2 separate regions of the Homo sapiens genome follow, and region 2 is linked to region 1. Evidence: read pairs that join two places in POLR2A ChIA-PET (ENCODE). Cell type or tissue: PC-3. All regions are shown on one strand. Each heading gives the region's core, and the rest is flanking DNA. Links, peaks and the distances in the headings are about the cores only. Region 1 has its middle 16 kb from the start of ATP5MC2. Region 2 overlaps ATF7-NPFF (ATF7-NPFF readthrough).

The links. ChIA-PET counts read pairs that join two places held together with the same protein. Peaks named below come from ENCODE experiments on the same cell type or tissue, not always from the same donor. Only the 100,000 strongest peaks of a DNase experiment are listed, where the experiment ranks them.
Region 2: POLR2A ChIA-PET joins it to region 1 with 8 read pairs; 6 of 35 experiments call an interaction of 5 or more read pairs at or near these places.

What each region holds. Positions count from the first base shown.
Region 1 is chr12:53,657,123-53,662,498 of GRCh38, reverse strand. No RefSeq gene overlaps it. Among named protein-coding and RNA genes, the nearest start is that of ATP5MC2, 16 kb to the left of the region's middle. In PC-3, for the core only: no CTCF peak of the experiment used is centred there; a DNase peak (open chromatin) is centred at 3,378; H3K4me3 peaks cover 500 bases; H3K27ac peaks cover 2,322 bases.
Region 2 is chr12:53,559,615-53,564,990 of GRCh38, reverse strand. The region is part of intron 2 of ATF7-NPFF (ATF7-NPFF readthrough); the gene reads left to right. All of the region lies in intron 2 of ATF7 (activating transcription factor 7), which reads left to right. All of the region lies in intron 2 of LOC124902937 (a long non-coding RNA gene), which reads right to left. Among named protein-coding and RNA genes, the nearest start is that of ATF7-AS1, 48 kb to the right of the region's middle. In PC-3, for the core only: no CTCF peak of the experiment used is centred there; a DNase peak (open chromatin) is centred at 3,210; H3K4me3 peaks cover 708 bases; H3K27ac peaks cover 2,740 bases.

The DNA.
Region 1 (5,376 bases), core at 264-5,263:
ATTGTAATCAAAGTAGCCACTTTAGAAATGGCAGAAGACAGGGATAGAATACCAGGCATGAGGTTAGTCCTCTTCATCCCAAGTGCTTGGCTTCTCTTATTAGTGTAAATGGTTAGTTAGAGATAATTTATTCCTGCTGCTTCCCCCAACCACCAAAGAGAAATTTTCTCTCATCTTTTGAAGTGCTAAGGTGGGCAGAATTTTTTAAGTGACCCCTTAAGAATGTCCTACCCTGGCCGGACGCAGTGGGTCACGCCTGTAATCCTAGCACTTTGGGAGGCCAAGTTGGGCGGATCACTTGACATCAAGAGTTTGAGAGCAGCCTGGCTAACATGGCAAAACCCTGTCTCTACTAAAAGTACAAAAATGAGCTTGGTGTGGCGGTATGCACCTGTAATCCCAGCTACTTAGGAGGCTGAGGTGGGAGAATCGCTTGAACCCAGGAGGCAGAGGTTGCAGTGAGCCAAGACCATGCCACTGCACTCCAGCCTGGGCGACAGAGCAAAACTCTGTCTCAAAAAAAAAAAAACTTTTTTTTTTAAACGTATGCCATACTCTTAGTATATCTGTTTTGTTTATGTGAAATAGGTGTGTGGTTTTTTGGTTTTTGGTGTTTTGTTTTGTTGGTGTTTTAACAGATGAGAAAACTAAGACTCAGATTCAAGAATCATGATTTGGACCTGACAGGGTGACACATACCTATAATCTCAGCTACTTGGGAGGCTGAGGCGGAAGGTTCTCTCGAGCACAAGATTTCAAGACCAGCCTGGGCAACATCACAAGACCTTGTCTGTTTTTAAAAAAAAAATGAATGAGGCCGGGCGTGGTAGCTCATACCTGTAATCCCAGCACTTTGGGAGGCCAAGGCAGGTGGATCACGAGGTCAGGAGTTCAAGAGCAGCCTGACCAACATGGTGAAACCCCGTCTCTACTAAAAATACAAAAATTAGCTGGGCATGGTGACGCACACCTGTAATCCCAGCTACTCAGGAGGCTGAGGCAGGAGAATCACTTGAACCCAGGAGGCAGAGGTTGCAGTGAGCCAAGATTGCACCACTGCACCCCAGCCTGGGCAACAGAGCAAGACTCTGCTCAGAAAAAAATAAAAGAATGAAAGAAGGCTGGGCGCGGTGTCTCGCGCCTGTAATCCCACCACTTCACGAGGCCGAGTCAGGTGGATCACCTGAGGTCAGGAGTTCAAGACCAGTCTGGCCAACACAGTGACACCCCATCTCTACTAAAAATACAAAAATTAGCTGGGTATAGTGGCATGCACCTGTAATCCCAGCTACTCAGGAGGCTGAGACAGGAGAATCGCTTGAACCTGGGAGGCAGAGGTTGCAGTGAGCCAAGATTGTGCCACTGCACTTCATGCTGGGTAACAGAGTGGGACTCCATCTCAGAAAAAAAAAAAGAATGAAAGAGAAAAGAATCATGACTTAGTTTTCTAGGTTATCTAGGTAGGAAGTGACAGAACAGAATAAGAACCCTTGTCCAAAGCTCCTTCCATTATACTATACTGCTTCCTGGGGTCAGGATACCATTGGAGGAGAGGGAAAGACAAAATCTGGACAATTTCTGAAGTTTCTCAGTGAAGGTGATTGATCTGGTTTTTGTTTTTTGGGGTTTTTGTTGTTGTTGTTGATTTTGAGATGGAGTCTCATTCTGTTACCCAGGCTAGAGTGCAGTGGCGCAAACTCGGCTCACTGCAACCTCCGCCTGCTGGGTTCAAGCGATTCTCCTGTCTCAGCCTCCTGAGTACCTGGGATTATAGACACACGCCACCATGCCCAGCTAATTTTTGTATTTTTAGTAGAGACAGGGTTTCACCATATTGGTCAGGCTGGTCTCGAACTCCTGACCTCAGATGATCCACCTGCCTCGGCCTCCCAAAGAGGTGGGATTACAGGTGTGAGCCACCGCGCCCAGCCTTAATCTGTGTTTCTTATTATTACTATCCCTGCTCTTATCTTACAGATAGGTAGCATTTTGCCTACCACTGGGTTCATTCTACCCCACTGCTTATTTTCTGAGTTTATGGGTAGGCTGTTTGGTTGGCTCGGCTCTGTCCCCAAGATAGATATTTTTAACCATAGTGGATTACAGCCTTCCAGGAACTGTGTGGCTGCTTTTACAGAAATGAACTCTGCATATCTTGCTGGGGGGTGGTTGGGGTGAGCCTGTATGTGTGTGTGTGTGCACGCGCGTGTGTGTCAGGATGGTATCTGAGCCTAAACAGACTTGTAACCCCTCTGTATCCCCATGGCTTTTCCACTCCCATCTCCCAACATCTGGAGTAGGGACTTCAAGTTTCCAAAACATAGCTGCAAAGGGTAACAAACAGCTAGCCCATAGCTCGCTTAGCAACAGGAGAATAGTCAGTAGGGATTTAAGATAGGGAGAAAATGTAGCTCAGGGAAAATGTGTGCAGTACAAAAGACCCATAAATTTTTCAGAAAGCAGCTTGGCCCTGTGAAGTTGACCAGATTGAAAGTCCCAGAATCCTGGGTTCCAGTCACTCATGAATGGCTTTTGGTTAATTCTTCCTGTGCTTCAATTCCTTCTCTTGTGTGAAATGGGTAACACCTTATCTGCCTCCCTGAGATGTCATGGAAATAAGCAAAATTAGGTCTTAAAACTACTTGGAAACCTAAATTGTGAAAATTATCTTTATCTCTGTTGTTTCTTAGTTACCAGTTTACCAGAAGTAACTTAACACTAGGATTCTCTGCCAGTACTAAAATTAGACTCTACCACTCTGGGCTTTCCTTTTCTCCCTCTTGCTTTTGTTTTCGGGGCGTGGAGGAGACATCTGTGCTGCTGGAGTTAATAATAAACTAAAGACTAAAGAATAACTTCTCCCACTAGAAAATACTATTTTCATCCTACCCACCTGATCAGGCTTTAAAAGAAGGAGCCCAAATCTGCCATGGATTTTGATTATTTGATTCACTTTTGGAAATGTGCCTGAGAAAGCCTAGGGAATGAGAGAGTGGAATAAATGGAATTGGAATGTAGAGAAACCAAGCTCCTGATGTTTCCAGCCTCCCTTTCCTGGCCAGATAGGCTTTCTGCCACTAAAATCAAGGTTCTCTGTCACATCACAAAAGGGCCTGAAGTTACTGTTAAGTATGCCCACATCTCTGGAGGTGGGAGGTTTGGGTATTGGACACTTTTCCTGCCCAGGGACATGGGAAAAACGAATAGGCAAGGAGAGAATCAATCTTTTCCAGCTGCAACCTAGAGAGAAAAGGAACAAATTCTTCACCAGGGAAGATTGTGTAAACAGTGCCTTTGGCTGGAGCCATAGGGTTGGGGAAGCAAAGAAAGGGATCTTTGTTCTCTCCTACCCCAGCCAGAGCACAATCGTAGAGCTGGGATTGTTTGCTTTGGCAAAAGACTCCCTGCCTGAAAGAGCTAGGCGTTCCAGAGACTGGTGAGGCCTCTGTTGGTTTTCCCTTACAGAGCTGAAGAGAGGACAACTCTCAGCCTAAATCTTTTACCTAAGGAAGTGAGCTGGGGACTCAGGAGGCCTGAGGCATCTGGGTTATACTTCTCGACCCTCTTTTGCCTCCTTCTCTTCCTACATCCACCTCATTACAGTTGTTAGTTTAATTGGCCTCAGTCCTCCTGCCTTTAAGGGTGCTTTTGGTTCTTGTACCAGTTTTCTATCAAAAAAAAAAAAAAACCATTTTCACAGACAGCAAGACAATGCCAGAGCTCCTGTCTAAGGAACCCAACAGGAAAAGGGGATTCTGAGATCATCTTATCCAGCCTGTGACTTTAGGTGGTATTGCACACGACCCTGACAATTGCAGTCAATCTTTTCAAAAATCTCCAGAGATGTATTTCTTTTCTTGGATAACATTAGTGTCTCACAAATGCAAGATAATATTTATGTAGTGCCGCTTATGCCAGGTGCTTTACAAATGCCATTTTATTTAATCCTCAAAGCCACCCTATGAGGTAGATATAATGACCCCTGCTTTACAGATTAGGACACTAGGGATTAGCAAGATGAAATAATTTGGCCAAGGTCACATAGATGATATACTAGTTTGCAAGGACTGCTATAACAAAATACCACAAACGGAGTGCCTTTGACAATAGAAAGTTGCCAGGCGCAGTTGGTCACCCCTGTAATCCCAGCACTTTGGGTGGCCGAGACAGGCAGATCACCTGAGGTCAGGAGTTTGAGACCAGCCTGACCAACATGGTGAAATCTCGTCTCTACTAAAAATACAAAATTAGTCGGGTGTGGTGGCACATGCCTGTAATCCCAGCTGCTCAGGAGGCTGAAGCAGGAGAATTGCTTGAACCCGGGGGATGGAGGTTGCAGTGAGCCAAGATCGTGCCATTGCACTCCATCCTGGACAAGAAAAGCGAAACTCCGTCTCAAAAAAAAATTTAAAAAAAAATAGAAAGTTACTAAAAGTAGCTGGTATGCTTGTGTGCACCTGTAATCCCAGCTACTCGAGAGACTGAGACAGAAAGATCTCCTGAGCCCAGTAGTTTTATGCTGCAGTAAGCGATGACTGTACCACTATACCCCAGCCTGGGTAGCAGAGTCAGATCTTGCCTCTGTAACTAACTAACTAACTAAATAAATAAATAAAACAATAGAAAGTTACTATCTCACAGTTCTGGAGGCTAGAAGTTCAAGATAAAGGTGTTGGTGGGGTTGGTTTCTTCTGAGGGCTGTGAGGAAAAATATGTTCCACGTTTCTCCCATAGCTTTCTAGTGGTTTGCTAGCAATCTTTAGCATTTTTTGGCTTGTAAGTCTATGCTTTCATCTTCACATGGTATTGTCCCTGTGTGTGTATCTGTGTCCAAGTTTCCACTTTTTTTTTTTTTTTTTTTGAGACAGAGTTTTGCTCTGTCGCCTAGGCTGGAGTGCAGTGGCGTGATCTCGGCTCACTGCAACTTCTGCCTCCTAGGTTCAAGCAATTCTCATGCCTCAGCCTCCCGAGTAGCTGGGACTACAAGCACGCACCACCACCACGCCAAGCTAATTTTTGTAATTTTTAGTAGAGATGAGGTTTCACCATGTTGGCTAGGCTGGTCTCAAACACCTGACCTCAAGTGATCCGCCCCCCTCGGCCTCCCAAAGTGCTAGGATTACAGGCATGAGCCACCGCGCCAGACCTCCATTTTTTTTTTTCTTTCAAACCTCTGCTTTTTATAAAGACACCAGTCATATTGAATTAGGGGCCACCCCTACTGAGTATGACCTCATCTTAACTAATGACATCTGTAATGATCCTATTTCCAAATAAGGTCACATTCCAAAGTACAAGAGGTTAGGACTTCAACATATGTACTTGAGGGGGACACAATTCAACCCCTAACAGGTGGTTGAATCCATCTTGGATCCA
Region 2 (5,376 bases), core at 224-5,223, 97 kb after region 1:
CAATCTTTTGGCTTCCCTGGGCCACATTGGAAGAAGAATTGTCTTGGGCCACACATAAAAATATACTAACGCCAACAATAGCTGATGAACTAAACAAAAAAAAAATCGCCAAAAAATCTGATAATGTTTTAAGAAAGCTTACGAATTTATGTTGGGCCATGTTGAAAGCCATTCCGGGCTGCATGTGGTCTGCAGGCCAAAGGTTGGACAAGTTTGATGTAGAATAATAATGCATTGCTATTAAACCCAGATCATAACGATGAAGACCCAACAACTCAGTGTTGACTATGGGTTTAAAATTCTTTTTCTGTTCCCCTCTAACTAGCTTGTTGATTTAATTGTAACATACTTTTCCTTTTGTCAGATACTGGAGTGTACGATTTTTTAAAGGAGGAATCCAGTTCTTGACACTGTTTGACACCTATGAGATGCTCATATGCTCATATTCTGCCTGTAAAATTCAAATAATTGAGATCTTAAAAGAAAATGCTCAAAAGGATGTGGTTAAAATTACCACTAGTGGTTTGGGGATTGAAGAAGGAACTTAAAAGGGAATGGCTTGTAAATTCACATTTTTTTGCACAAGGTATTTTAGTTGAGTTTAGTTTATATTTTGAAACAGAGTCTTGCTCTGTCGCCCAGGCTGGAATGCAGTTGTGTGATCTCAGCTCACTGCACCCTCCACTTCCTGGGTTCAGGTGATTCTTGTGCCTCAGCCACCCAAGTAACTGGGATTATCAGGCATGCACCACCATGTCCAGCTAATTTTTATATTTTTAGTAGAGACAGGGTTTTGCCATGTTGGCCAGGCTGGTCTCAAACGCCTAGCCTCAAGTGATCTGCCCACCTCAGCCTCCCAAAGTGCTGGATTACAGGCATAAGCCACTGTATCTGGCCTCACAGGACATTTTAATTGGTAATAAAATTCAGTGCTGGAATCAGATACCCTAAGAAAGTGAATTGACCCACAAAGACCATGGCACCAGTGTCCTTTCATACAACAGCAGTATAACTCTAGCATACTGTAATTGTCTTAGGTGCCTTTCTGTAATAAAGGGAATCTGGTATCAAAAAAAGTAGGCAAGAGGATACACTAATTCTCACTGATTTGAACAGTGAAATTTACTTTGCAAATGGAGTTGGAAAGCCATCAGATCTTTCTGAAAGTGTGCCATGTTAAGGTCTGAGAATCCAAGAGTGATAAAGCTTTTCAACAGTTACTCTTATGTCACTATATAAAACTTTACCCAATCACTGAAGCAATAATTTATTGAGTGCCAAACTGGGCAAGCCCAGAGGTGGGGCAGGTGAAAAGGATAAAAAATAAGTGTGAGACATGTTTTTAACCCTCTAGTAGTTTACAGTCTACTTTGTTTGAGACATCCTTGTTCTGTTGCCCAGGCTGGAGTGCGATGGCACAATCTTGGCTCACTGCAACCTCTGCCTCCAGTTCAAGTGATCCCTCCCACCTCAGCCTTCCTAGTTGGGACTACAGGCACACACCACCACACCTGGCTAATTTTTTTTTTTTCTTTTCGGTAGAGGTGGGGTTTCACCTTGTTGCCCAGACTGGTCTCAAACTCTTGGGGTCAAGCAATTCTCCCGCCTCAGCCTCCCAGAGTGCTGGGATTACAGGTGTGAGCCACTGCGCCTGCCCATACAGTCTACTTTAAAAAGATAAAAATTGTGAGACCATATAGACTAAAATTCTATATGTATAATTATATAAATAAATTTCCATTTGAATACTATACAAGTTCAAGAAAGATAGATCACTGAAGATTGGAGTCATTAGAGAAGCTTTCAAAAAGCTATTGGATTTCAGCTGGGCCTAGAAAAATGGTAGTATTCCAGTAAACAATGGAGAGAGGAACACATTTCAAGGAATATGGGAATGTGTGTGGAGGCACAAAATTGAAAATAAATAGACTTCGCAGATCAGTAAGAGACTGACCTGGGTAGAAAGTGTTAGTAGAAGAATAGCAGAAAATAAAATCATAAACAAGGACAAGAGGACAGAAAGGTAATGTATTTTACATTCCTTTAAAATCTCCTTTGGGAATGATTTCAAACCCACCCCACCCCCAAGAGTCAAATCCTTCCTAATGATTTAAATCCCCATTGCTGCCATTTTGTCTTTTTCCTGTGGTTACAATTTTTGAAATTCTATTTGTTTCTTACTCTGATCTTCTTGCATCCTTGCATTAGGGTATTCTTGGTCCTGACTGGGCCCAGCCTCTGGTTCCGTAGGAAAAAGCTGGTGTTTAAGATAGATACCAACTCTCCTTTTGGATATGGATGATGAAAATTGTCCCACCATTGCACACATGGGCAAAAAAAAATTTTTTTTTTTTTGAGATGAAGTTTCGCTCTTGTCCCCCAGGCTGGAGTGCAGTGGCACAATCTCGGCTCACCGGCCTTCTGGGTTCAAGTGATTCTCCTGCCTCAGCCTCCCGAGTAGCTGGGATTACAGGTGCGTACCACCACACCCAGCTAATTTTTTGTATTTTTTAAGTAGAGACGGGGTTTCACCATGTTGGCCAGGCTGGTCTTGAATTCCTGACCTCAGGTGATCTGCCCGCCTCGGCCTCTCAAAGTGCTGGGATTACAGGCGTGAGCCACCGTGCCCGGCCTACATGGGCAAAAGTTTTGTAGGTTGGGGTTGCTTTGTAGCACTTTAGTGAGACGTGCTAGTTGGCATTTATTCAACAAATATTAAGCACCTACTGTGTACAGATACCGTTCTAGGTGCTTGGGATTTGTCCATGAACAAGCAAATGGAGAGATCCTTGTTCTTGAGGAGCTTACATTGTAGCAGCAGCATGGCAGCTAGACCAACTATCAAATAATATCTCTGCTTTCAAAATTCCTTTTCTTTATACAGTGGACTTATTTGTTAAGCTGCCAGAATCTTTAAGATATTCCAACAGCCTTCCCAAAACAGAAAATTCCTCAATCCATAGACAAATGAATTTACCTTAGGTACAGTTTGGTGGGTTGTCCCCGCTCCTCTGTTTAGTTTGTCCTCCTTCATTCCCCTGACAACATTTTATCTTTGAGTATTTTGGGGGAAAGTTTTCTGTTCTTGTTTTTCCTCTATAAATTATGTCGCTCACACATGCAGCATATGAGCTACTGTTGCTGTGGTTGTATTTTATTTGTTGAACAATCCTGTACTTTGAAATGATTCATTTAAGAGCCATGAAACATTCAAAGCAGGATGTGTGACTCACATAGCAAACAGTAGCATCTTTTTTTTCCTTTTATTTATTTATTTCCCATCATTGGCTAAACATCTTGAAGTAGAGAGCAGGAGCCTAGGATTGACCAAGGTAGAAATGAAAGTTATGTTTGGTTTGAAGTATGTGTGTATTTAATCCCTTCCTTCTTCTCCCTTTCCCTGCTTTCCCAAACTTAAATGATGTCTGACATTGGGAACAGAAGCACTGCAGTGAGGGCAAGAAGCCTTGTCAAGACTTTTACAGATCTTCCAGTTTCTTCTTTCAGAATATGTGATCACTTGAAGTGATTAATTAAATAGTGTTCAAAAAAAAGATCAGTTATTTCTTCCTTCACCTGCTCAGCACCAGCATCACTATTCTAGAACTTACTCCTCATAGTTTTTCTCAAGTTTTCTATGACTTTTTTTTTTTTTTTTTTTAAAGAGACAGTCTTACTCTGTTGACCAGGCTGGAGTGCAGTGGTGCTGTCTTCTGTGACTTTTTCATACTATTTCCTTTCATCAAAATACGCCCCCAAGTATATGGGTGCAGATAAACCCAGCTCTTTGGAAGGCTGAGGTGGGATGATCACTTGAGGCCAAGAGTTTGCAGTCAGCCTGGGCAACATAGCAACACCCCATCTCTAAAGTAAACAAAACAATAGCCCATGGTGGTGCGAACCTGTAGTCCCAGCTACTTGGTAGGCTGAGGTGGGAAGATTGCTTGAGTCTAAGAGTTTGAGGTTACAGTGATCTAAGATCACATCACTGCACTCCAGCCTGAGCTACAGAGTGAGACCCTGTGTAAAAAAAAAAAAAAAAGAAAGAAAAGAAAAAACCAAGCCCAAGTATAGATACTGAATTAAAAGAAAGCAATTCTGTCCATGAAGTACTGCCAAACCCAGAAACTTTGGAGAAAAGGGGTAGTTAGGTTTCAGCATAAATTACTTTTCAGACTATCACAAATGTAAACTCAGTTCCTTGTATTATTTCTTGATAGTTTACACACTCAGGGCTCATTTCCTAATAACTAAAGAGTTCTGATTGTCTTCTTACCCCAGTCTACTCTTCTAAAACAAGGAAAGGGACATGAATTCATCATAGGTCAGGATATTAAGAGCGTTTTTAAATGTGAGGCAAATCCTCATGAAAACGGGTGCTGTGGTGGCCAAAAGCAACATTTCAGGAATGTATCTGGCTAGGAGTTGAGTGCATATTGCAGAGAAATTTCATTGGTCACAATGCTTTACCAAGGAGTTAGCTTGAAACTGTTAGATTCCTAATCCCCGTATGCTTGTGCCTGGCTCAGAGTCAAAAGCCAAAAATTTAGTTTTAGTTTGGCCTTACGTCTCATTTGCTCTGAGCCTTCTTTTCGGGTCTGTTCAGTGCTGCTATTTCAAAATACGTCTAGAGAATAGGTTAAATGAGGTTAGGAAAAGAACTGCAGTATCTCTAGGCATTTACTTGTTTAGAATTATCCTGCAAAAAAAAAAAGTCACTTTTTTACTATAATACCTGTCTCTCTTGAAATTTAAAAAAGTAAAGAGGAGGCCGGGTGCGGTGGCTCATGCCTGTAATCCCAGCACTTTAGGAGGCCAAGGCGGGTGGATCATGAGGTCAGGAGTTCAAGACCAACCTGGCCAACATGGTGAAACCCTGTCTCTACTAAAAACACAAAAAATTAGCCGGGTGTGGTGGCAGGTGCCTGTAATTCCAGCTACTTGGGAGGCTGAGGCAGAAGAATCACTTGAACCCAGGAGGCGGAGGTTGCGGTGAGCCGAGATCACACCATTGCACTCCAGCCTGGGCAACAAGAGCGAAACTCCATCTCAATAAATAAATAAGTAAAATTTTAAAAAAGTAAAGAGGAGGGAACTAGTTGAATATGTGCTGTGTCCAAGGTACTGTACTGTTTTATATAATTATTTCACTTAAAAGCTTAAGAAAACAGGAATATATGGGAGGCTTCAGTGATGTCTGAAATGTTTCATGCCTTGAACTGGGTAGTGATTACACAGGTTTATGCAAATTTAAAAATTAAAAATTCATTGAGATGTACACTAAGGATTTTTGCTTTTTTTTTTTTTTTTTTGAGATGGAGTCTCACTCTGTCACCCAGGCTGGAGTGCAGTGGCATGATCTTGGCTCACTGCAAC